Regions from separate parts of the Homo sapiens genome. Here region 1 is linked to region 2. The links are chromatin contacts, found by Hi-C or POLR2A ChIA-PET in ENCODE. All regions are on one chromosome and are shown on one strand. Each heading gives the region's core, a stretch centred on a gene start or an enhancer-like site at or near the end of the contact. The rest is flanking DNA. Distances are from core to core; before and after follow the strand shown.

Region 1 (7,191 bases), core at 979-3,478, 600 kb before region 2:
CCCCGAGCGTGCCAGGTGAAGAGAGACGGATAATAACAGCGCTAGCCAGCACGTATTAAGCCTTGCAAAGCTGCACGGGCATGAACTTGTGGCTTCAACACAACCTTATGAGGTAGGTGTTATCCCCATTTTACAGAGTAGAATACCCAGTTAATGTGAGACCAGCTGGGAAGTAAAATCAAATCTGAGTCCTAAACTAGAAGTCTGTACCATTACCAGGCAGCCTTGCAAAACATCAATTAACATGACAGACATGGCCCTTTTTCTTTGGAATTGATGCTTTTTTAGTGCATTTTTAAGACCATGCATTTAATCTTGAATTATGTGTTAAAAATGTGAGATGAGGATAAAAGTAATTCCAAATAAGAAACACATAATAACAGCAATGCAACTAGCATTGAGGCCTACTGTATGCCAAACGCTGTGCCAAAGCCACTACCATTATTACCTCATTTGATACAACAACCCTATGAGGTCAGTTCTATCACTTTGGTCCCTACATTGCAGATGAAGAGACCGAGGCACAGAGGCGAAGTAACTTGTCCATGTCCCAGAGCTGTAAATTAATGCTCAGTAATGAGCAGAATAGCGTCCTGGTCCATGTAAGCACTTAATGCACTTGTACTCGGCTTTGGAAAGAATGGAGAGACTGCAGTGTATACAAACATCCCAGGAAAACCTCATTCATTTGGACCATTTCCGTCTAGATTTTATTATAATTTGAAAGGAGCCTAGGGTCGTGTTCTCTCTTTTTTTTTTTTTTTTTTTCTGCTTGCGGGGAAAAGCTAAGCAAATAGTACAAACAAAGTAAAAATATTTTTGTGGGGCGTTTTAGAATTTAGACGAGATAGGGTGCATTCAGGATAGTATGACCGTAGACACATTTTAGTATTTATAAAGCATTTTCCTACCCAGGAGTTAACTTTATCTTCACAATACCCCTGAGAAGTAGTTAGAACTGGTCATCTTAGTCCCAGTCTACAGGTGAACTCTGAGAATCTTTCTAAAGAAGAATTTCTAACTAGTAAAGAGAACAAATGATCTTTAGGGACTCGAAAGTAAACTACCCACAATAGCTGAGATGTGAAAACAATAAATGAATGGATAAACTAAATCTAGTATGTACATACAATGAAATATTATTCAGCCTTAAAAAGGAATGAAATTCTGGTAAGTGCTACAATATGATGAATGTTGAAGACATGATGCCAAGTAAAATAAGTCAGACACAAAAGGACGGTATTGTATGATTCCACTTATATGGAACACCTAGACTAGACAAATTTATACATACAGAAGTAGAGTAGAGGTACCGGGGGCTGGAGGGAGAGAGGAGTGGGGAGTTCTCGTTTGATTAGAATTCAATGAACAATTTAATTGGTGATGAATTGAAGGGATGCTGAACAAGCTCTAGGAATGGGTAGTGATGGTTGCACAACGTTGTGAATGTACTTAATGCCTCTGAATTGTGCACTTAAAAATGGTTAAAAGGTGGCTCACGCCTGTAGTCCCAGGATTTTGGGAGGCTGACATGGGTGGATCGCTTGAGCCCAGGAGTTTGAGACCAGCCTGAGCAGCATAGTGAAACCCCATCTCTCCAAAAAATAAAAAAAATTAGCTGGGTGTCGGGGCACATGCCTGTAGTCCCAGCTTCGTGGGAGGCTGAGGTGGGAGGATTGATTGAGCCCTAGAGGGTGAGGCTGCGATGAACGGTGATCACACCACTGCACTCTAGCTTCAGTAACAGAGGAAATTCTGTCTCCAAAAAAAAAAAAGTTAAAATGGTAAATTATGTGTTATGCATATTTTACTACAATGAAAAATTTTAAGAAAAAAAAGGTAACCCACATAGCAATCCCCATGCTTATCCAAGTCTTTCTTTAAAAGCAGACTCCTGGGTACTTATTAAAGCAGAAGCAGTCTTAACCCAGGCCTGCACTTGAAAGCAAGAAAACATCATGCCTTTAAAAAATAGCTCACGAGCGTGTGTTTTCACTAAACACAGGAGGCTGGTATTCCCCTCAGGTATTCCAAGTGAGCAAGATATGGCTGGTAGAGGGGAGAATTGGGAGGTGAGTCACCGGTTTGGCAGGTGACGTCACCATGAGGTGACCGTCTGCGTGGTGTGCCTTCCAACTCCCACGTCTCCCATTTTCTCCACTCAGGGGCGGCCAGGTCACCAGCTGGCTCAGCTGGAAGTCTATCTGTTCTGGTGTGATGTTTAGTGAGAAACATTCCTCTTTATGACTCAGTGACTCAATATCCCAACAGATGGGTTCAGGAAGGCTCCAGCAGCTAAAGCCAACTCCGAGGTCGAAACCTGGATAGCCAAGGAGGAGATGAAAGACATAAACCCTTGGGAAGGGAGAGGAGAGAGCTCGTTTTCTGTTTGTTGGAATGCTAAATATCTAAGAAGTAATGGGATGATTTAGGATAATAATTATTATCCTAAGACAACTTAGGAGACTGGCACACGGAAGAGGATAGTAAATATTTATTGAATGAAATATTCATTGATTATTATTTCAGAGGTATTCAGCTGCAAGAACAATCCCAAACTATGAGTGAAAAACACAGATTCTCGGGCGGGCACAGTGCCTCACGCCTGTAATCCCAGCACTTTGGGAGGCCAAAGTGGGTGGGTCACTTGAGGTCAAGAGTTCGAGACCAGCCTGGCCAACATGGTGAAACCCTGTCTCTGCTAAAAATACAAAATTAGCCAGGTGTGGTGGCACAGGCCTGTAATCCCAGATACTCAGGAGGCTGAAGCAGGAGAATCGCTTGAACCCAGGAGGCAGAGGTTGCAGTGAGCCGAGATTGTGCCACTATACTCCAGCGTGGGTGACAAAAGGGAAACTCCATCTCAAAAAAAAAAAAAAGAAAAAGAAAAATGTATATTCTTACTTATGTCTCACCAACTCTAGTTTTCTCAAAGGGGCACCAGAAATGGAGCTTGATATATTTTCATGGAATTGACACAGGTTTGATACGGACAACTATGATACTGACACAAAGAATCATGATGTTTATGCAGGTAATGAGATCATTAACAAGTAGTAATGTGAAGGGATTGTCTTGGACATGTTTGTACACTCATCCAGCAATTGTTAGCAGAGGTACCATATCTATATAAGATGAAAGGAAATGAGAAAGAGAAAGTATTTGCTTTATTTGTTTTTCCTTTTTTCTCTTTAGGCTCTATACTGTTGAGTCAATCTGGGATGGTTTAAGGTACATGAGCCTCGGTATCAGGCAAGCCTCAAATTAGTCAGTGAGGACTCTTAGTTGCAAGACAGAAACTGGATTCAAATTAGCTACAGGGGGAAAAAAAAGATCCAGCTGATGGCTTCAGGCATAGCTGTTTCCAGGTGCCCAAATGCTAGTGTTAGAGATTTGTTGTTTTTTTAATCTTTCAGCTCTGCCTGCCTATAAGATGACAAGGAATTGTCCCAGTAGCTCTAGTCTTACCTTTTGTGAGCTTAACAACCTCATTAGAAAGAGATCTTTCTTCTCAACAAAAATATCAGGATTAACCCTGGCCAGCCTGGCTTGAGTCACATATTCCTCCCTAGACCTGGAGATGGTGTTAAAGCCATAAGATGATGTTTCCAGAATAAAAAGGAATGGTTGCTGGGCAGGCAAAAACAATGGGTGTCACTCCCTCTGTGCAAATGTATGCCTGTGGGAGAGAGGGTTTATAGTTTATGTGGCACTTTCCTGATTTGTCACTACCTAGTGAGTCAGTCTGATGTGGTGGAATACGAGCGCTCTGGACTCAACAGGCCTGAGTCAAAATGTCGGCTCTTCATTAGCTGTGTGGCCTTGGGCAACTTACTTAAAAGTAACCGTGCGGGTAACTAGCATGTTTTGAGCGCTCGGCATGTGCTAGGTGTTACATATATTAATCTCGTTACTCCACAGCTCTGCAAAAGAGTTATTTTCTCCTTCTTATAGATGAGGAAGCTGAAGATCAGACAGATTAAGTGACCTCCTCAAGGTCACTAAGCTAGCTAGGGACACTCCAACCCAGGGTGCTCTGACTCAAGGCAGCCTCTCTGACCTTCCCTCTCCATGCCTGAAAAATGGACATGACATGGAGAAGAAGAAAGTGGCAGAAGAGGAGGAAAAGGAAAAATACTGAAACAGTGAAACGCCCACAACATATTAGCTATGCAATCAATCTAGTTCCCTTCATCCGTTCTTCCACTCACTTCTTTTCTTACTTTCCTCCATCTTTTTCTTTCTTTGGGCACTTCAAAAGGTCCTAGCTTTCTCCTTCCTTCCTTCCCTTCCTTCCTTCTTTCTTTCCTTCCTTCCTTTTTTTCCTTCTCTTTCTTCCCCCCACCTGCCCTTTTTTTTTGGACAGGGACTCACTCCGTCATCCAGGCTGTAGTGCAGTGGCGCGATCTCAGCTCACTGCAACCTCCACTTCCCATGTTCAAGCGATTCTCCTGCCTCAGCCTCCCGAACAGCTGGGATTACAGGCGCCCTCCACCGTGACTGGCTAATTTTTGTATTTTTAGTAGAGACAGGGTTTCACCATGTTGGCCAGGCTGGTCTTGAACTCCTGACCTCAAATGATATGCCCGCCTCAGCCTCCCAAAGTGGTGGGATTACAGGCTTGAGCCACTGCACCCGGCCCATTTTTTCCCCCTCTTTTTGAAGTCCTTACCTGGTCCAAGGTGGTATTTCTGAATCATAACAGGATAAACACTGGGGCTCTAGTCATTTTTAAAGCACTCACCCTCATAAGCATGACTGCCACCCCTAGAGGAACCCCCGGCCATGGCCCCTACATCAGCACTCCGGCTTGACCAAGATCATGTTCTAGCTCACTGGGAAGGGGGAAACCAAGGTACTTGGGATTCCTCCCACTCCAATTCATGCCTCTGTACCCATCAGTCTCTGCGTGAAGTTTTCCTAATCTGTTTAACTCATGTGCCAGCTCTGACTGAGGTGGGGCAGTGGCAGGGGCACCCTTTTCTCTCCACACTGTTTTGGCTTCAGCCCTCACCTGACCTTTGTTTCACCCCCTCCTGCCTACTTGGGGAGCCTGCCCAAGCCCTGATGAAAGGCGAGGGAAGTGAGCGCCAGGCTGAGCCATGGGGTTTGGAGATAAGCACCTTCCATTTTGGACATGTCGGAACTAGAAATCAAGAGGAACTGGCACTCCAAAGGGAGAGTCAGGCTTCTTCCAGATGCTGGGCTGGTGGTGGTGGGGGTCCCCTCGGCAGACGCAAGGGTAGGACTTCACAACATAGTCTTGCTGGGTGAGGAACTTGCCGAGGGTGAGCAAACAGAGAACCTCTAACTCCTTAATGATTTTTATAGAATGTTCTGGCCTTGGGAACAGGAAGTCCTCCTAAGTGACAGAGCCACCACTTCACCCACACCTTGTACAATGTGTGAGCGTGTGCAGGTCATTCTCCACATGGCCACATGCCCTGTTTGGTGTGGGAGCCGCACCCCATGCCCAGGCCCCTCAGGCCGCTCCACATGGGTTCCCCCACCCAGGTGGGCACTGCAGTTGGGCTCAGGGTCTTCCCTCTTGGGGTAGCATCCCTGGTAGCAGAAACTGCCTCCTCTTCACCCCATCCTCAACGTAGGGCACAACATTCAGAAAGTCCGAGTCCAGGAAGGCTTTTGTGAGATAAAGGGGGAGCTGTGGCCAGAGAGGAAAGGGGGCATGGTGATGAGTTCACACTTATTAAATACCATCAGCCCCGAGAAAGAGTATGAATAATCCCCATTCTAGAGATGGGAAAACTGAGACTAGAGTTAGTTAACAGGAAGATGCGGTGTCTACCAACAGAACAATTTCATTTTATGGACTTGAGTCCCTCCCAAGATGCCTGGCCCCTGAACATTCTGACTTCCTCACCCGGTTCTTCTTAAACTACAATGCGCCCACAAATTCCCTTGTTCAAAGGCAAATTCTGATTCAGCAGTTCTTGGGCGGGGCCCGAGATCCTGCCATCTGACAAGCTCCGGGGCTGCTAGTCTGAGACAACACTTTGAACAGCCAGCGAGGCTCCAGGTTGAGGCTGTCTTTCTGATGAACTTACGACAGCACGCGCTTCCACTCCTCACACAGGCAGCGGGGCTGGGTGGTCTAGAGTCGCGCTATCCTAATTGAGATGTGCTGTGAGTGTGAAATACACACCAGATTTTGAAGATGTTGTAAGAACAAAAGAACATAACATATCTCATTAATAATTCTTTATATGAATTACATGTTGAAATAATATTTGAGGTAAAATCAAATAGATTTTTTAAAAATCTATTTTAACCGTGTCTTTTTTCTTTTCTAATGTGGCTACTAGAAAATGTAAAATCATGCATGTGGCTTGTATTTTTTTTTTTTTTTGAGACAGGGTCTCACTGTCACCCAGGCTAGAGTGCAGTAGCATGGTCATTGCTCTCTGCAGCCTCAATATTCTGGAGTCAAAGGATCCTCCCTCCCATCTCAGTCTCCTGAGTCGCTGGGACTACAGGCACTCACCACCATGCTTGGCAAATTTTTTTATATTTTGTGGAGATGGGGTCTCCCTATGTTACCCACGCTGGTCTCCGACTCCTGAGCTCAAGTGATCCTCCTGTCTCAGTCTCCCCACGTGCTGGGATTACAGGCATGAGCCTCCAGGCATGAGCCTCCAGGCCTGGCCACATTATATTTTTAGTGAACAGCTCTGGTTTAGAGCAGTGGTTCTGAACCAGGCAGGGGTAATGCTGGCACTCCAGGGATATTTGGCAATGTCTGAAATGTTTTTGGCTTGGTTGCCATAAGTAGTGGGGTTGCTACTGGCATGTAATGGGTAGAGGCCAGAGATAGTGCTAAACATTCCATAGTGTCCAGGACACCCCCTTATCACCAAGAATGTATCCAGCCCCAAATGTCAGTAGTGCCAAGGTTGAGAAAGTCTCATCTAGAAACATCGCCACCATCTCTGAGATTATTTTATTGACTTCTTAATTTGTCCAATGCCTTCACCCCTCTACTAGAACACGAGCTGCATGAAATCAGGGACTTGCCTGCCTGTAGCTGCCAGAACAGTGCGTGGCACAAGGCAGCATTCTGTAGTACACATTAAATGTCCCTCTATCCACTTGAGCCCACCAAGTGGTTCGAATTCGCCCATGCAAACTGGCACAGGCCCACCAGCCAAGGGCCTCAGAACACAGTGAGACCAC
Region 2 (6,897 bases), core at 4,398-6,897:
CTCAAAACTCACGTGGGTCCTATTTACATTGTAATTGGTCACTGGCTGGCTCATACAGCTGTTTCAACTTAAACCCTAGACAGTTGCTATGGAGATGGTTGACTAGAAATAGGTCATGTTAAAGTCCTTTTTCCTCTGGATATAAGGGAGTGCTGTAACTCTGGAAATTGTCTCAGTTGAGCAGAGAATGTGTAGGTGGACAACCACATCCAAAAAAAATTGTCTCTTTTTAGGTTGAGGTTTATCATAGATGCCAGTCCACTCATGCTGCTGCTTCTGCTCTGTAAACAACACACCTGAACACTATTCCTGTTAAAAGGAATTATAGATGTCACAATCTGCAGTATAGCCTTGATGAAATGCCTAATATATGACTCTTAAAAGTTGTTTGTTTTGTTAAGTTCCTAAACCTAGTAGAATAGCACTTATTTTCAAGACAGAATCAGGAGTTCAAGAACAAGTTATTTGAAATGTTTAGAAACAGTGACACTTGGAAAAGGAAAACGTCTAGTGAGTTTGGATGGGATTTGCCCTAAATTTGACCAGAAAATATTTGACATTCCAAGGGAAACTTGCGCAGGATGAATAAGGCCCTACCTCTGATTTCGTCAGTCCTCAGTTGTGGGGTGACTTTGATTACTTGTCTCTCCTTCTTCATGTGTGAAATGGGAAAATGGTTTCTGACTCTGCATCTGACCATCACAGTGGTGACTTATGATCTGTCTTACAGACAGACAAGTGTGTAGTTTGGTTCCCTTACAGGGGCCCAAGCTTTCTGAAGTTTGGAGGTTGAGGAATGTGGATACCTCCTGTATTCTGTTTACCCCTCACACCCTCCCTGATATGGTTTGGCTGTGTCCCCAACTAAATCTCATCTTGAATGAATTGTAGCTCCCATAATCTTTACGTGTCATGGGAGGGACCCGGTGGTAGGTGATTGAATCATGGGGCTGGGTTTTTCCCACACTGTTCTTGTGAGAGTGAAGTCTCATGAGATCTGATGTGATCTCTGAGATCACATGGTGATGGTTTTATAAAAGGGAGTTCCCCTGCACATGCTCTCTTGCCCTCTTGCCTGCTGCCATGTAAGGCGTGCCTTTGCTGCCCCTTTACCTTCCACCACGCCATGATTGTGAGACCTCCACAGTCATGTGGAATGTGAGACAATTAAACTTCTTTCCTTTATAAATTACCCAGTTTCAGGTATGTCTTTATTAGCAGCATGAGAATGGACTAATACACTCCCCTTGCCCTACCCTCATGGTGCTGCTTGCTTTAGAGAGTGGGTTAGTTTATGTGTAGATGGTTCTCACATCATGACTGTGATGGAAGATGGTACATCTTCTTGAGAAGTCTTTGGAAGTGACACATGTTCCAATACTTCCTTCACCCCTTAGCTCTTGGTCACTTTTCTCAGTTGATCAGTACTCTGAAAAGGGTGAACTGGTGGGTGGAGGGGGCTCAAGCTGAACAGATATGGGGGTAGATTTTCACTAATTAGAATATATGTTCTCTGAAAGCTCTAAGAGAATATTGTAACATGTAATAACATAAATGAATAGTAGTAATAATGACAGCTAATACTCTGTACCAGGTACTTTTCTAAGCACTTTACATGTATTTTTAAATTTAATCCTTATAACATCCCCAGGAAGTAGATAGTATTATTTTATCCCCACTTTGCAGATGAGTAAGCTGAGGCCTGAAGGGGTTAAATAAGCAGCTGAAGATCTTGTAGCTTGTAAAAGGTGATACTGTTGTTCAAGCTTAGGCAGCTTGACTCCAGGGTCAGATACTCTTACCACTATGCTACTATAAACTGTGTATTAATATTTAAGAAGAGTAATCTTTTTTTCCCTAATTATCATAATACAGTAGATAATTTGCTCTCCTCAGAGGACATTTAGCAATGTCTGGAGACATTTTTGTCTGCCGCAGTTGGCATGGGAGAAGAAGGATGCAACTGGCATCTGGTGGGTAGAGGTCAGAGACACTGCTAAACATCCTGCAATACATAAGACAGTCTCCCATAACAAGGTATTTGGCCTAAAATAGCAGCAGTGCTGAGGTTGAGAAAACCTGTGATAGTGACATACACTCATTCTAAAAATGTCTAATAGTACTCTCCTGATCCTTCGCTTATGTTAAGTTTATGTATATTCTTCCAGACATTTTTTTCCTGATGATACTAACAAACATTGTTATGCATACATTTTATAGAAACGGAATCAAATGTGTATTCTATAGGTTACCTTTATGACAGTATATTATTTTCATATTTCCATGTCAGAGTGTATTTTGATAACTAGCCGTATAGTATTCCTTTTTTCATGGACACCAAGGACAGTTGGGTTATTTTGTAATTTTAAGTTAGAAACTATATTATGTCTAGATTTACTATACATATATCTTTGCATACTTGCTTCAGGTCTTACTATTTTGGACCAAAACACTAGGTTGCGGCCTTTGGTCAAGGATAGTGTTGTCGTGGTGTCCTCTTTCTCATGCTTTGGCCACAGTGTGTTCACGTGTTTTTTCCATCTTACCGTGCACCTCATTGAGATTGGTGATCATCATATAGCTCCATGACGTTAAGTAAGTAGTGTGTTTTGGGTTGCTAGGGTAGCATGAAAGATTTCAGAAAGAATAGTTGCTGGGAAAAAAGAAAAGCGGGTGTCTAGAATGAGAGAAAGTGTGAGTGAGTAGGTGTGTGTATAGCAGAGGGTGGGGTAGCGGGTGGAAGGAGATAAAAAAACTATAGTACTAATATGTGTAGGGTGATATCTGGACCCATCAATTTGAATTTTAGAGACATTTATCAAGGAAAATGAGATGACTAATTGCACATTTTCTATGCCAATTATTGCAACTGAGGAATTAATTTTTGTATTAAGCTGTTCCTGCAATTGCTATAAAGAAATACCTGAGGCTGGGTAGTTCATAAAGAAAGAGGTCTGTTTGGCTCATGGTTTTGCAGGCTATACAGGAAACGTAGCTCTGGTATCAGCTTTTGGGGAGGCCTCAGGCCTTTCGATCATGGCAGAAGACGAAGTGGGAGCAGGCGCTTCACATGGTGAAAGCAGGAGCAAGAGAGTGAGGTGGAGGGAGGCGCCATACACTTTTGACCAGATCTCCTGTGACACAGTGAGAGCTCACTCATCACCAAGGGGACGGCCCAAGCAATTCATAAGGGTTCTGCCCCAGTGATCCAAAGACCTCCCACCAGGCGCCACCTCCAATATTGGGGATTATATTAATATTTCAACATGAGATTTGAGTGGGGATAAATATATAAACTATATCAATTATTATATGTAAAATAAATACTTTTAAAACTATTTAATATACCAATTGTCTTCAGTCATACTCTGAGGATTCCTGGGACTTGTAGATCCCCTCCAAGAATCAGGTTCAGTGCTAGCCATACAGTCGGTGCTCAATAAACATTTGTAACCAGATTGAATTGAGAGGAAAAGGAGAGTAGAAGAGTATGGGCTGAGAGGTCACTAGAGAGAAGCCCTAGGGACTTCTATACATAAACTGACTTGAGGGAAAGCTCCCCTTTGAAAAAGGGGTAGGCTCCAATCCCATCCAGGTTGCTGTGAATGCCGTTAATTCATTCTTTTATGGCTGAGTAGTATTCCATTGTGTGTGTGTGTGTGTGTGTGTGTGTGTGTGTGTGTATCACAGTTTCTTTATTCACTTGTTGATTGGTGGGCATTTGGGTTGGTTCCACATTTTTGCAATTGTGAATTATGCTGCTATAAACATGTGTGTGCAAGTATCTTTTTCATGTAATGACTTCCTCTGGGTAGATACCCAGTAGTGGGATTGCTGGATCAAGTGGTAGTTCTACTTTTAGTTCCTTAGGGAATCTCCACGCTCTTTCCATTATTCTAAGTGAAGTAACTCAGGAATGGAAAACCAAACAACATATGTTCTCACTTATAAGTGGGAGCTAAGCTATGAGGATGCAAAGGCATAAGAATGGCACAACGGACTTTGGGGACTCAGGGGAAGTGATAAAAGACTACAAATTGGGTTCAGTGTATACTGCTTAGGAGATGGGTGCACCAAAATCTCACAAATCACCACCAAAGCACTTACACATGTAACCAAATACCACCTGTTCCTCAGAAACCTATGGAAATAAAAAGTTAAAAAATAAATACATAATTTTTTTTAAAAAAAAAAAGGAAGAAAAGAGGGTAGGAAATGGCAGGGGCCTTCTCCTGTTTAAGGCTTGTGTTTGCCTCTACTAAAGCTGTGCACATGTGTATTCTAGGACTCAGCTGTTCCACTCCACCATGTACTGTCGGCAGAAATGCGTACATATATTTGCCAAAAGCCACAAACTCTTTTAAGAATATTGATAGAAGCAGTACTATTCATAATAGCCCCAAACTGGAAACTACCCAAATACCCATTAGTAGTAGAATGGACAAACAAATCATGTTTTTTTTTTTTTTTAAATCACTAATGATGAAATATTTTAAGACACAAAAGGGTATGAGAAGAAAAGTCATTCATGGAGGTTAACATATTGCTATATTTTGTCATTCTTTTAAGCTTTTTTATTTTTATTTTTTAATTTAAGAACTAGAACCTTCTGGTGGTGGTGCTTAGTGTTGGGGACAGGGTAGAGTTGGAAGAATGATCTGAGGATCCTCCTGAAACACAAGTGTGGGCTGACCTGAGCTTTCACTGCAGCTCCTCCCTTGACACTGAATGAATTACCTGTCATGGGCACCTAAACCTGCACAGCCCAGTCAGTGAGAACAGCCCCCAGAGGAACTTCTACAGCGCCACAAATGAAATAGAAAGAAGCCATGCCTCTTCACTCCCCTGTTCTCTGTAAAATAAAACACCTTGCTATAGTGTCATTTAAGGACCTAATGCCTTCTTTTGTTGAAATATTTTAAAAATTGGGTTTTCCCATCAAATTGTGATTGAGATATCATGAATGTTCTGATTGTGTTGATGTGAAAAGAGAATGAACAAGAATGGGGCTTGGTGTTTTCAGTGATTGCTGTAATTGTTAGCAGGGACATATTCTCCCTTAACTTCTACTCAGACAAGCTCAAAAGGATGAAAACAATCAAAGAGTAACATTGTTGTGGGGATAACCTTGAGTCACTTTCTTTTGTATTTGTATTTGTATTAGAAGAATCATTTGCAGGCCAGGTGCAGTAGCTTACACCTGTAATCCCAGCACCTTGGGAGGCCAAGTTGGGCAGGGATCACTGGAGCCCAGTAGTTCAAGACCAGCCTGGGCAACATGGCAAAACCCCATCTCTACAAAAAAATACAAAAAATTTAGCTGGGCATTGTGGCGCACACCTGTGGTCCCAGGTACTTGGGATGGTGAGGCGGGAGGATCACTTGAGCTGAGGAGGTCAAGGCTGCAGTGAGCCATGACCGTGCCACTGTTCTCCAGCCTAGGGGACAGGGTGAGACCCTGTCTCAAAAAGAATCATTTGCAACATCTGTTCTTTAGCTAGTATTAGCAACAATGATTAGTTTTTGTGGCTCTCCTTGTGACTGAGTGTCATGGGGCCATAGTGAGACTGGTTCCCTTTACTGAGTGCTTGCTGAGTCATTAACCTCAGTTGCTAAGGGCATAGTCATAAGTCCTGTATGCGTATTATATTTCCTCCTTGTAATAACCCAAGATATAGGTGCTGTTACTATCTGTATCCCCACATGAGAAAACAGGCTTGGGGAAAGAGGTTAAATAAGTTGCCTAGGGTCACACCGTGAACAGCAGAGCCATGATTCAAATCTCATTTTGACTGGCTCCAAAGCCTGTGTTCCTAACTAAACCACTCACTAAATGAGGACTCCTGACTGTTGTTATTTTGGTTAACAGAACCATAAAGTAGGAGTTAAGGTTCTAGTTACTGTTTGCTGAGCATTTTCCAATCTTACCTCACTTGACCTCTGTATTCTGAGTTAGGTGAGGCAGGTGGGTGTGCTCCCATTTCACAGACAAGGACTAGGAGGGTCCAGACAAGTAGTGAACTTGCCCAGGGTCACCCAGCTAATGTTGGGTTGGAAGTTGAATCGGGGTCTTTTGAAAATACACCCCATTTTTTCTTCTGTGCTTCAGCTTGATCTCTGACCACCATGGTTGACCTTTAGCCTCACATTTAATTGTAGGGTTAACTCTGTTTCCTCATCTTTTAAATAGGAGCAGCACTACCTGTCTCACTTGTTAGAGATTATAGAGGATTGGCTAGCCATGCACTTTTTAAAAATTCTTACAGAGGCCGGGTGTGGTGGCTCACTCCTGTAATCCCAGCACTTTGGGAGGCCGAGGCGGGCGGATCACAAGGTCAGGAGATCGAGACCATCCTGGCTAACAGAGTGAAACCCTGTCTCTAGTAAAAATACAAAAAATTCGCTGGGCTTGCTGGCACGTGCCTGTAGTCCCAGCTACTCGGGAAGCTGAGGCAGGAGAATCGGTTGAACCTGGGAGGCGGAGGTTGCAGTGAGCCAAGATTGCAACCCCTGCACTCCAGCCTGGGCGACAGAGCGAGACTCCATCTCAAAAAAAAAAAAAAAATTCTTATAGATATACACCATTTAAATACATATGTATTTGTTTGCTGTGAGGCTTTATGATATGAAGTAATACTTTTTTTGTTAAAGATTTATTTACATATAAGTCTTTATTTTGGTATTCTGGCAAATGTATTTGTTTGGTAATCCAAATGGAAGTTGAAGACATTGAGATTTTTGCTGCATGTACTGAGTTGATATTTTTCTAGAGTTGATGTTAGTAGCTAACATCAGCCTGTTCTGGGTTGCTTTGAGGTTGCAGCTGCTCCCTGGTGGTTACCTGTGAAAGGCGCTAACTGGAGACACCCAGAAGGGCCTGACTCTACTATTCTGCAC

Evidence for each region. Hi-C counts contacts between places; a loop is a spot of excess contacts on that map. ChIA-PET counts read pairs that join two places held with the same protein, here RNA polymerase II (POLR2A). Pooled maps may share reads with other maps.
Region 1: a loop to region 2 is called in a map of PC-3, with 4 times the contacts of the local background. The contact joins two enhancer-like sites. A Hi-C loop is called at or near these places in 1 of 168 maps with a recorded cell type or tissue (PC-3) and 4 of 50 pooled maps. POLR2A ChIA-PET finds 5 or more read pairs at or near these places in 1 of 52 experiments (CD8-positive, alpha-beta memory T cell).

What each region holds. Positions count from the first base shown.
Region 1 is chr3:5,018,433-5,025,623 of GRCh38, reverse strand. No RefSeq gene overlaps it. Among named protein-coding and RNA genes, the nearest start is that of BHLHE40-AS1, 42 kb to the right of the region's middle. RefSeq lists enhancers at 1,888-2,257, 1,705-2,904 and a cis regulatory region at 3,597-3,795. Within about 2 kb of position 2,228, at least 18 of the 41 ENCODE cell types and tissues checked have a DNase peak (open chromatin) inside an H3K27ac peak, as active enhancers do; they include PC-3, where a contact is called at or near this core.
Region 2 is chr3:4,420,066-4,426,962 of GRCh38, reverse strand. SUMF1 (sulfatase modifying factor 1) reads left to right here. Exons shown (of 9, transcript NM_182760.4): 4 at 6,817-6,897. Among named protein-coding and RNA genes, the nearest start is that of SUMF1, 44 kb to the left of the region's middle. RefSeq lists a silencer at 5,599-5,648. Within about 2 kb of position 5,647, at least 4 of the 41 ENCODE cell types and tissues checked have a DNase peak (open chromatin) inside an H3K27ac peak, as active enhancers do; they include PC-3, where a contact is called at or near this core.